Linked DNA regions of Homo sapiens: regions 1 and 3 are each linked to region 2. Evidence: chromatin contacts called from ENCODE Hi-C or POLR2A ChIA-PET data. All regions are on one chromosome and are shown on one strand. Each heading gives the region's core, a stretch centred on a gene start or an enhancer-like site at or near the end of the contact. The rest is flanking DNA. Distances are from core to core; before and after follow the strand shown. Region 1 overlaps LOC101929710 (a long non-coding RNA gene). Region 2 overlaps LOC105379091 (a long non-coding RNA gene). Region 3 overlaps LOC101929710 (a long non-coding RNA gene).

Region 1 (3,253 bases), core at 656-3,155, 350 kb before region 2:
CATTTTAATAATAGTCATTCTGACTGGGGTAAGGTGATATCTCATTGTGGTTTTAATTTTCATTTCCTTGATGCTTAGGGATGTTGAGCATTTTGTCGTATACCTGTTGGCCATTTGTATGTCTTCTTTTGAGAACTGTTTATTCATGTTCTTTGCCCAATTTTTAATGGGATTATTTGCTTTTTTAATTGTTGTGTTGTTCGAGGTCTTTGTATATTTTGGATATTAGTCCCTTGTTTGATGAATAGTTTGCAAATATTTTCTCCCATTCAACAGGTTGTCTCTTCACTCTGTTGATGTTTCCTTTGCTCTGATGATACTTTTTAGTTTAATATAGTCCCATGTGTCTATTTTTGTTTTAGTTGGCTGTGCTTTTGAGGTCTTAGCCATAATATTTTTGCCTAGACCATATGTCCTGAAGTATTTTCTCTATGGTTTTTTCTAGTAGTTTTATAGTTTCATGTCCTACATTTAAATCTTTAATCCATCTTGGGTTGATTCTTGTATGTGGGGAGAGATAGAGGTCCAGTTTTATTATTCTGCATATGGATATCTAATTTTCCCAACACTATTTATTAAAAAGCATGTCCTTTCCCCAGTGTATGTTCTTGGCACCTTTGTTGAAAATCAGTTGGCTGTAAATACGTGGATTTATTTCTGGGTGCTCTATTCTGTTCCTCGTCGACTGTGTGTCTATTTTTATACCAATACGATGCTGTTTTGGTTACTATAGCCTTGTAATATACTTTGAAGTCAGGTGGTGTGTTACCTCCAGTTCTGTTCTTTTTGCTCAAGATTCCTTTGACTCTTCTGGCTCTTTTTTTGTTCTAAATAAATTTTAGGATTTTTTTTCTATTTCTGTGAAAGATGACATTGGTATTTTGATAGAGATTGCATTGAATATGTATATTGCTTTGAGCAGCACAGTCATTTTAATGATATTGACTCTTCTAGTCCATGAGTGTGGACTGTTTTCCCATTTGTTTGTGTCCTCTTCAACTTCTTTCATCAGTGTTTTGTAGTTTTTCTTATAGCAATCTTTGACTGCCTTGGTTACGTTTATTCCTAGATATTTTATTTTTTGTCAGCTGTTGTAAATGGGGTTGCCTTGTTGATTTCTTTTTCAGCTATTTCATTATTGGTGTATATAAACACTACTGATTTTTGTATATTGATTTTGTATCCTGCAACTTTACTGAATTTGTTTACCAGCTCTAGGAGGGTTATGATGGAGCCTTTAGGTTTTCTTAACATAAGAACCTGCAAAGAGAGACAATTTTACTTCCTCTTTTCCAATTCGAATGCCCTTTATTTTTTTCTCTTGCCTGATTGCTCTGGCTAGGACTTCCAGTATTATGTTGAATAGGAGTGGTAAGAGTGGAGATCCTTGTCTTCAATATGACAAGGATACTTAACTTGACTACATCTGTGAAGACCTTATTTCCAAATAAGGTAACATTTCTAGGTACCAGAGATTAGGACTTCAGAATATGTTCTTAGAGACTACAAATCAATCCACAACAGGCCAAGGGAGGGCAAAGTGACATTCAAGTAATCCATAATGACCTAAACTCTGTTAAATTTAACATTGAAAATATATGTTGTGAATAAAATTAATTGTAATCTCCTTTAGTGAAGCACACAATTACAAATAATGGCACTAGGGAGTGATGCAACTCTTCCTTCTCTGACTAATATCATACCGACAAAGGGCATCACGGAATGTTGGTTTCTCTGCTGCAGAATGACTGAAATCTTGGTACTTTTGTTTCAAACAACTTACTAAACTCAAGAAAGACTCTCAGAAAAAAAGGATGTCAGGTAGTCTCACTAAATAGCCAACTAAGCTTAGAACTATTTAGAAACAAAATGAATCAAACAAGTTGAATCACTTCAGATGGTCACTTACTCGTCACAAATATTTTAAGTAGCACAGCTCCAACTGAGTGATGTCTTATTCATCAAAAAATGTCTTACAGAAATAATGTTTGAAACAGAGTCAGAAGGCCTAGCTTCTATGCCAGACTCTGTCACTAACCAAGTATAATTTTAGGAAAGATGTTTAAATGCTTTGGGTATCAGTTTCTTTTTTCTGTGAAATGAAGAGTTGATAATCTAGATAATTTCAAAGGTTTATTCCTCCTCACAAACATTTCCATTAAAATATTCTATTCTTTACCATGGTCATGTTAACATTTACATAACATGTTCTGAATAGCTCAATTAATTATAGGTAAGTCCTAGTGTACTTGAGGGTGTCTTTTACCATCTGAGATTAAAATGCATGAAGAGGGGGCACAAAACATTATAGACACCAGATGGCTGCCACAGCCCGAAGCATCATGTCTTCACAAAGCAATGTTCAAAACAGGAAGGGTAGGAAGAGAGTAGAGACTCCTCTTATATCTTTGTACTAAGGAGACAAACCCTTTTCAGATGCCTCTGAGCAAACTTCTCCTCACGTCCCATTAGCCAGGACTGAGTCACAGACCCACACCATAGCAACAAAGAGGCAGGGAAAACTAGTATTTAGCATTTTCAGTCTCTGTCGTGGGAGACAGGCTTTAACAACAAGGAAGAAAGGGGAAAGGAATGGCTGTTCATTGGGCAACATACAGCATCAGCTTCAGACATCCTGCTCCAAAAGAAAGTGACCTTAAAACCTTTGTACAGGCTCTGACAGACCTTTAGCAGGAGACAGAGTGGGGTCTTCTGTGGAGACAATGAGAAGGAATTTAAGAGATATTAAACATGCCAACCACCTACCTTTCTCTTTCTTTTCCTTTTCTTTTTTCTTTTCTTTCTCTCCTTCCTTCCTTCCTTTCTTCCTTCCTTCCTTCCTGCCTGCCTGCCTTCCTTCCTTCCCTTTCTTGCTTTCTCCTTCCTCCCTCCCTCCTTTCCTTCCTTCCCTTCCTTCCTTCTTTTTATTTGAGACAAGGCCGCACTTTGTTGCCCAGGCCAGAGTGCAGTGGCACAAACATGGCTCACTGAAGCCTTGACCTCCTAGGCTCAAGCAATCCTTCTGCCTCAACCTCCCGAAGTGCTGGGATTACAGGCATGGGCCACCATGCCTGGCCAGGCTGGCAACTTTGACATGGACTAGGCAATGCCACTTATTAGCTGTATAATCTTGGATCAGTTATTTAGTAGCTCTCTGAGGCTCACTTCCTTTATCTATAAAATGGGTATAATGCCTGTCTCATAGGTTTGTGACAGCCACTTTGGGGCTATGAGACAGGGGCAAAATGGATGA
Region 2 (3,358 bases), core at 753-3,252:
TGAAGGGATGGTAAAATCAAAAGGAAAAAGAAGAAATCATGGGCAACATTTATCCTAAGTAATGAGGTAGGGTGGTGTAATGGCAAGACATGGGCTCACCTCTCAGATCGTACAATTTCCATGTGCCTCAGTGTAACCACTGAGTTCTTTGAACTTTAGAGTTTTTTTCTTTTTCTTTGGAAAATTAGCGAATACTACTAACCTACTGTAAGGATCAAGTGGAATAATGCATGTCAAGATCCCTGCACAATGCCTGGCTCATAGTAGCTGTTTTGTAAATGTTTATTTTCCTTCCAAATTAAGTCTACTTGCGTAACATGCTTCATTCCTTAATTGCCATTATCTGTTGTATTAACTATCTAACATATATAAAGACTTTTTAAAAAATATTCTGACTGGGAGCGGTGGCTCACACTTGTAATTCCAGCACTTTGGGAGGCCGAGGCAGGCAGATCACTTGAGGTCAGGAGTTCACGACCAGCCTGGGCAACGCAGTAAAACCCCATCTCTACTAAAGATACAAACATTAGCTAGGTGTGTTGGCTCAAGCCTGTAATCCCAGCTACTCAAGAGGCTGAGACATGAGAATCGCTTGAACCCGGGAGGTGGAGTGCGGTGAGCTGAGATCGCGCCAGTGTGCTCCAGCCTGAGTGATAGCATGAGACTCTGTGTCAAAAAAAAAAAAAAAAGTTCTTACCTCTTGTTAAGTATATCTGTTATGTAATTGATTGTATAACTTTTAGCTGTATCATTGCTCTTGTTCTATTAACCTTATGTCTAAAAAGCAAATGATGTACACTGTACTTTCCTGGCCAAAAAAAACCCCACAAAAAACAAATAAGAGAACCATTGTGAAAGTGGTTTTCAAACTATCAAGTGTAGGAAATGGTATTATCATAATGTGTACCTTATCTTATGTTCCCTCATTTAGAAAGAAATCCCTGCCCTCTACCCTTTGAGTGGGAGACACCTTTAGCAGATTTGAACTGGGTTTTTACCCTGGCATGTCTTTAGGCAAGTTTTGTAGTGACTGCAGGCTATTTCTTTGGAATATTTAGGGTCTGCTTGAGGCTGGCTTGGAACTTGGCCAGTGCTTTCCATAGAGGTGCAACACTGTACATGTAAAAAGAAAATAGATCAGAATCTCCTGTAGCTGTGCTGTCTCGTTCCTCAGCTAAAGGTCATTCTTAATCCTTCTATAGCTCCCAGAATGCTGTATGCAGTGGTTTTTTAAATGCGCCAGGGAGGAAATGGCATCTATAAAGCAAAGCAGGAAACAACCTCTTCACAGGAGCAAGAGACCACAAATGTTCCAGAATTCCATTTAAAACACTGCAAAGATGAGTTCTAGGGAAACTTATGGTCATGTTTTTCCCATAGTTAAATTTTGGAACTATATTCCTGGGTAGGATTATGGCTGGGACTTTAACCATCAGCCTTCTGTAAAAGGGAATGAAGAAAGAGGCAAGTCCATGAACCAGTGTCACCACGGACGCAGAGGATGGTATTAACCATGGCTGGGGAGTTCCCACTAAACCCAGGGACCACCAAGCTGAGATCAATGTGAGACTAACTGCTTCTCAGAAACATAGAAATCAAAAGCAACACTGAGAATGTCACACTCAGACTGTTGTGAAGCACATGGCATTGAACACTGAGAATCCGTGGGCCTGACCTGCAGAGCTGACTCCTTTCCTTAGCAGCCCCATTTCTCAGGAGGAGCAGCAAACCCCCACCTCCAGTAGAAGCCAACCAAGTCCATTTCCCATAGCCACTGGCAGCCCCTTAATCACTGAGTATTTTCCACAGGCTGGACTACATAGAACTTACCCATTCAGAGAAGGGGTTATTTCAAAACTAAAAGTAAATTTGTTCTCTGAATATGATCTCATTTCCACATTTCCTAAGCTTACCAGCAGCTTGAGTTTCCTTTTTTCTATTCATAGCAGTTCCTTCATCTACTTTTGACTCAACCCTTATCAAAGCAGGTATAGTTCCCTCAGACATTTGTCTGGAAAAACCATGTAAGTGACTCAACAACAAACAACTAAGGAAGCATGAGCACTGCTGTATCATCTTTTTGGTTTAGTATCCTTTATTTTCTAGAAGTGATGCTTTTGTATCTAGCTTCTTTGTATGTATTAGCTAATAGAACAAAAACAGAAAAATATTTACATATATATATTTTACACAAATATATATGTATATATATAAAATGTGTTGGCCAACACCCTTATAATTTACTGCATAAGTTGTACACATTAAAAGAAAAAAAAGATAGCAATGTCTCCTTTAAAAGTTATGCCAAAATTAAAACCCATGCCACTTGAAAAGGTTAAAGCATACTATTTCTAACACCTATTAAACTTCTTTGCTTTCTTAAAACATTCTGTACAGATACTGCCTAACTGTGGAAATCAGTACATCCTTTTCCTCTTTTTAGCCCCTAAAATAAAACTAGCTCCCTCAAGCCAAAAAAAAAAAAGAGGTAGGTTTTGTTTTGATTTCTTCTTATGTGGTATCTCAGCTCATGCTGAGGAAGTGGCTGCAAACGTGTTCACTGTGCCCACACTGTGGTTCCCCAGGCTTGGGGCTGGGGGATGAAGTTTTGTGAAACTTGGTTTAGCCTGGGCTTATTTTGGTGCCTGAGCCCAAATATTTCTTGCCTCTTTCTGCTCCTACTCTCATGCCACTTTTCATTCTTTATTTCTTTTCTTTCTTTTTTTTTTTTTTTCTTTTTTTGGAGACAGAGTTTTGCTCTGTCACCCAGGCTGGAGTGCAGTGGCATGATGTCGGATCACTGCAACCTCCACTTCCTGAGTTCAAGCGATCCTCCTGCCTACAGGTGCATGCCACCATGCCTGGCTAATTTTTTTGTATTTTTAGTAGAGCTGGGGTTTCACCATGTTGGCCAGGCTGGTCTCAAACACCTGACCTCAGGTGATCCTCCCACCTCAGCCTCCCAAGTAGCTGGAATTACAGGTGTGTGCCACCATGCCCAGTTTTGTTTTGTTTTGTTTTGTTTTTTTGAGGGAGCAGGTCTCGCTATGTTGCCAAGGCTGGTCTTGAACTCCTGGCCTCAGCCTCCCAAAGTGTTGGGATTGCAGGCGTGAGCCACCATGCCCAGCCTCACACCACATCTTGATGTGGGCCTTAGCTTATTTTTATGTAGCTGTTAGCCCACTTTTGTACTTGCCTTCTCAGCTTCCCTCAAGGGGCCTAGAAGGCATCAAAGTCAAGACAACTCTAAAAGTTTATTTTGACAAATAGTCTAAAGCCATGACTATCTGTTGTAGAAATATCTGGTCACTTTAGCAAAAACACAAAGCAAATATACATTGGCTGTAGATCTCACATG
Region 3 (3,180 bases), core at 412-2,911, 310 kb before region 2:
GCAGTTAGCAGGCTTATTTGTAAAGGAGAGGACATATATGTATTTAGTATGAGAAGAAGATGAAATTTGAGAACTTGAGAGAGATAAATGAGTTATAATTGACAGGTCTTCGTGACTGATTGGTGTACAAGGGCAAAAGAGAGTCAAGAGGGAACCCCTAAGTTTCTCTCTCTTCTTGCTGGGATGGAAGATGGGGCTTCATTGAGATCAGGAACACAGAAGGAGGAGCAAGAAGTAATCAGTTGAGTTTGAACCTGTTGAATGAGGCCCGTATAAATAGGCCTGTAAAATGTCCAAGTTGAGAGATAAGTGCTCTCTCATCTATGCACCCATTACTCCATCATATTATCCCATGTACCATGCTGGGATTGTCTATCTCCACCTCTGATTTTCCCCAGGAAGGGCTCTCCAAGATAAAAACCTCCCCTTCAGATTGTCTTCAACCAGCCAGTGCTCCCCCATAACAAACAAGGCTCTCCCACTTTTCCTCTTTCTCTCAAAGGCCACCATTAGAGCAGTGCTAACTCACTGAGAAATATCCTGCAAAGACTAGAGCCCATCACCCCTTCTAGAGAAAGCAAAACATGGAACAAAGAAGGAAAGGCTTCTTTTTTTTTCTTCTATTCTATTAGCCCCCTCATTTTCAAAGGCACCATTGTTTCAGGAGAACTGAGTATTTTTTAAAATAAATAAAGAAGTGAATACAATCTTAAGATTCCAACTTATTAACAGAAAACATGTGTAGACCTAAGAATTAAAAATAAATATGTCTTTAAAGATGACCTGGAAGGCTTTTTGTCTGCCAAGAACAGAGTTAAAGACCTCAGAAGGTCTATGTTTTCCCAGAAATACTAGATTACATTGCTAATGATGGGCAAAGGCATTAAATCATGCAGATTCCCCTGCAATTTTATTACTATTTAGGTGAGTTTTATAATGTCCTGAAATAATGGAAGAAATCTTGAGACTGATCTTGGGTTGTGGTTGTGGATATTGAATCTATGGTTTCATCTTTTGGACAAATGTTTCCAGTTCCTACTTTTATGTCCAGATATGTATATTTGAGATGAGTTCTTCTCATGTTTGAATTATATTTTAGTGATCTTGGTTGTGTTGGTATACAAAATATGAATTCATTTTTAGAGCATTTTCCATCAGATATATTTTATGTCAATTGAGTATTTCTAGCGAAGAGTACAGTTCTTCCTTCAATGTTCTTATTTGTTCAAAATTACAGGAAGATTTCTGAAAGTTGTTAAGAATCAACAGGGGAATCACTAGCTGCAAAACGTCTCCAAACGGACCAGAGTGAGTTGCAGAACCAGAAGCAGCTCGGCTTGCTAAGGAGAAATTGATGTTGTCCTCAGCACTCATTGACTTGTCTGGTTTTCACATGACAAATAAACAGATGAATCAGTTCCTCCTTTTTCTAAGAGATTTTACATGCTTAAGGTCAGAAATTAACCAAAGAAAAACCGGTTTTATAAGTATGAGCTGACTAGATGCCACAGTGATTCATTTCAAAGGTGCTGGCTATTTTCAAACTGCTGAGAGACCTTGCCATTCCCTGAACTTGGGAGGCTTGTTCTAGCACATGCACATATTCAGCTTGCTATATGAGCAAAAGTGAGATCATACGGGTTGATCCTGGCAGAGTCTCTGAAAATGCAGTAATTCATGCTGTCAGTTACTATCAGCAGCAATTTGCTTCTGGATTGGTTCCTGTAAGCACTCATGTGAGCATTCTGCACAAAGGACCAGAGTACAATATTCTCTTGGATTTCAGGGACTTAGTGTGGTTTCAACATATAATCAAAAGTGCCACATAGTTCACCACCTCGCATTTTGTTTTAAAGAGACAGAGGCTTAAAACTGGATTCCTTTCTTTTTTTCCCAAAATAGGAAGTTGGTGGTAATTTGGAATGTATCTTTAGAGCAATCTGTTAGCACTTCAGCAAAATCTACTCCGTTGGTAAAGTGCAGAGTAGATTTTTTAATGAGGGATAATTTCACCATCTCTAAAATTAATAATAATAATCATAATAATAAATTTGCTCAATCACAAAACTAAACTTCTTAGATTCAACTCACATGTGTGACCAACTCTTACTTTAGGGCAAATGCATTAAGACATGAAAAGTTATTTGAATTCTTAAGTATTATAATAGCATATACTCCCAGTTTGGTACAATTTCCAAAAAGTTCTATGACAGAGAAATTTAGATGATGCAGTCCTAAGCTTAAAGGCACATTATTAAAGAATCTCTGCAAAACAATGTAATTCCATTGAGCTCCAAATTATTTAAGAAAGCAGTAGCAGCCTCACTACCAATTTACTGCTCTACTAATTTAATTAACACCATTGAGAACTCATGCGATACAGGGTTATGAAAAGGTCCTTATCAGAAGGGGCTCAGGAAGAAAGAAAAGCCAGTCCTTGTGACTGACAAACTTTTAGTTTAGTTTCACTCAGAAAAGTGAAAGTATGCCAAAATCTCAAGTGGCATTGTCAAAAATATACATATTCTTTGGTGTTAACCTGTGACTTCTCAAGTGTTACCAGTTGAAAAATTGCTTCCATATTGCATCAAACTCAAAAATCCTCAAAAACTTGGCATCTTACCTAAGAATTTCTTAGTTTGCTATCTACCTTGCCCCCTAGAATGTAGACAGAATGAAGGTGGGGACTTCTGTCTGTTCACTGATGTATTCCCAGTGCCTAAAACAGTGCATAGCACATAAGGCACTTCATAAAGTTTTGCTGAATTAATGAATAAAAGTTGTCCTTTTCCTCAGCCTAAAATCTTCAGCAAAGCTTATCTGTAATCAGCTCCTGCTCCTTTCTCTAGACTGCCTTCTCTTTTATCACTTTATCTCTTGAACTATACACTTCAGCCAAATGCAAATTATTGGCAGTTCCCCAAATGTACCACATTCTCTCTCTCTCCGAAGGCCTTTGCACATGTTCCTCTGTGTAGAAGACTTTTCTGTCTTGTCCTCCTATTCCCTGGGCCTGGGAAAATTCTCTTTGTCCTTCAGATCACAGTTTAGAAACCTCTTATTTCAGAAAGCCTTACCTAGCCTCCAAAATAGAGCTAGACGAGCCCTTAGCTCCCTGTAATTTCCGCTATGGTAGCACTTACCCACTTGGACTATTATTGCTGCAAGGAAATAACATTA

What was found. Hi-C counts contacts between places; a loop is a spot of excess contacts on that map. ChIA-PET counts read pairs that join two places held with the same protein, here RNA polymerase II (POLR2A). Pooled maps may share reads with other maps.
Region 1: a map of aorta shows a loop between it and region 2 (3-fold over the local background). The contact joins two enhancer-like sites. A Hi-C loop is called at or near these places in 3 of 168 maps with a recorded cell type or tissue (PC-9, Right ventricle myocardium superior and aorta) and 14 of 50 pooled maps. POLR2A ChIA-PET finds 5 or more read pairs at or near these places in 4 of 52 experiments (AG04450, BJ, MCF 10A and 1 more).
Region 3: a loop to region 2 is called in a map of Calu3, with 3 times the contacts of the local background. The contact joins two enhancer-like sites. A Hi-C loop is called at or near these places in 2 of 168 maps with a recorded cell type or tissue (Calu3 and HepG2), 8 of 37 single-sample maps with no recorded cell type and 5 of 50 pooled maps. POLR2A ChIA-PET finds 5 or more read pairs at or near these places in 1 of 52 experiments (HepG2).

What each region holds. Positions count from the first base shown.
Region 1 is chr5:96,219,348-96,222,600 of GRCh38, reverse strand. The region is part of intron 1 of LOC101929710 (a long non-coding RNA gene); the gene reads right to left. It also overlaps a transcript of CAST not described here. Among named protein-coding and RNA genes, the nearest start is that of MIR583, 140 kb to the right of the region's middle. Within about 2 kb of position 1,905, at least 4 of the 41 ENCODE cell types and tissues checked have a DNase peak (open chromatin) inside an H3K27ac peak, as active enhancers do.
Region 2 is chr5:95,868,820-95,872,177 of GRCh38, reverse strand. All of the region lies in intron 1 of LOC105379091 (a long non-coding RNA gene), which reads right to left. Among named protein-coding and RNA genes, the nearest start is that of LINC01554, 18 kb to the right of the region's middle. Within about 2 kb of position 2,002, at least 7 of the 41 ENCODE cell types and tissues checked have a DNase peak (open chromatin) inside an H3K27ac peak, as active enhancers do.
Region 3 is chr5:96,175,957-96,179,136 of GRCh38, reverse strand. The region is part of intron 1 of LOC101929710 (a long non-coding RNA gene); the gene reads right to left. It also overlaps a transcript of CAST not described here. Among named protein-coding and RNA genes, the nearest start is that of MIR583, 98 kb to the right of the region's middle. Within about 2 kb of position 1,661, at least 3 of the 41 ENCODE cell types and tissues checked have a DNase peak (open chromatin) inside an H3K27ac peak, as active enhancers do.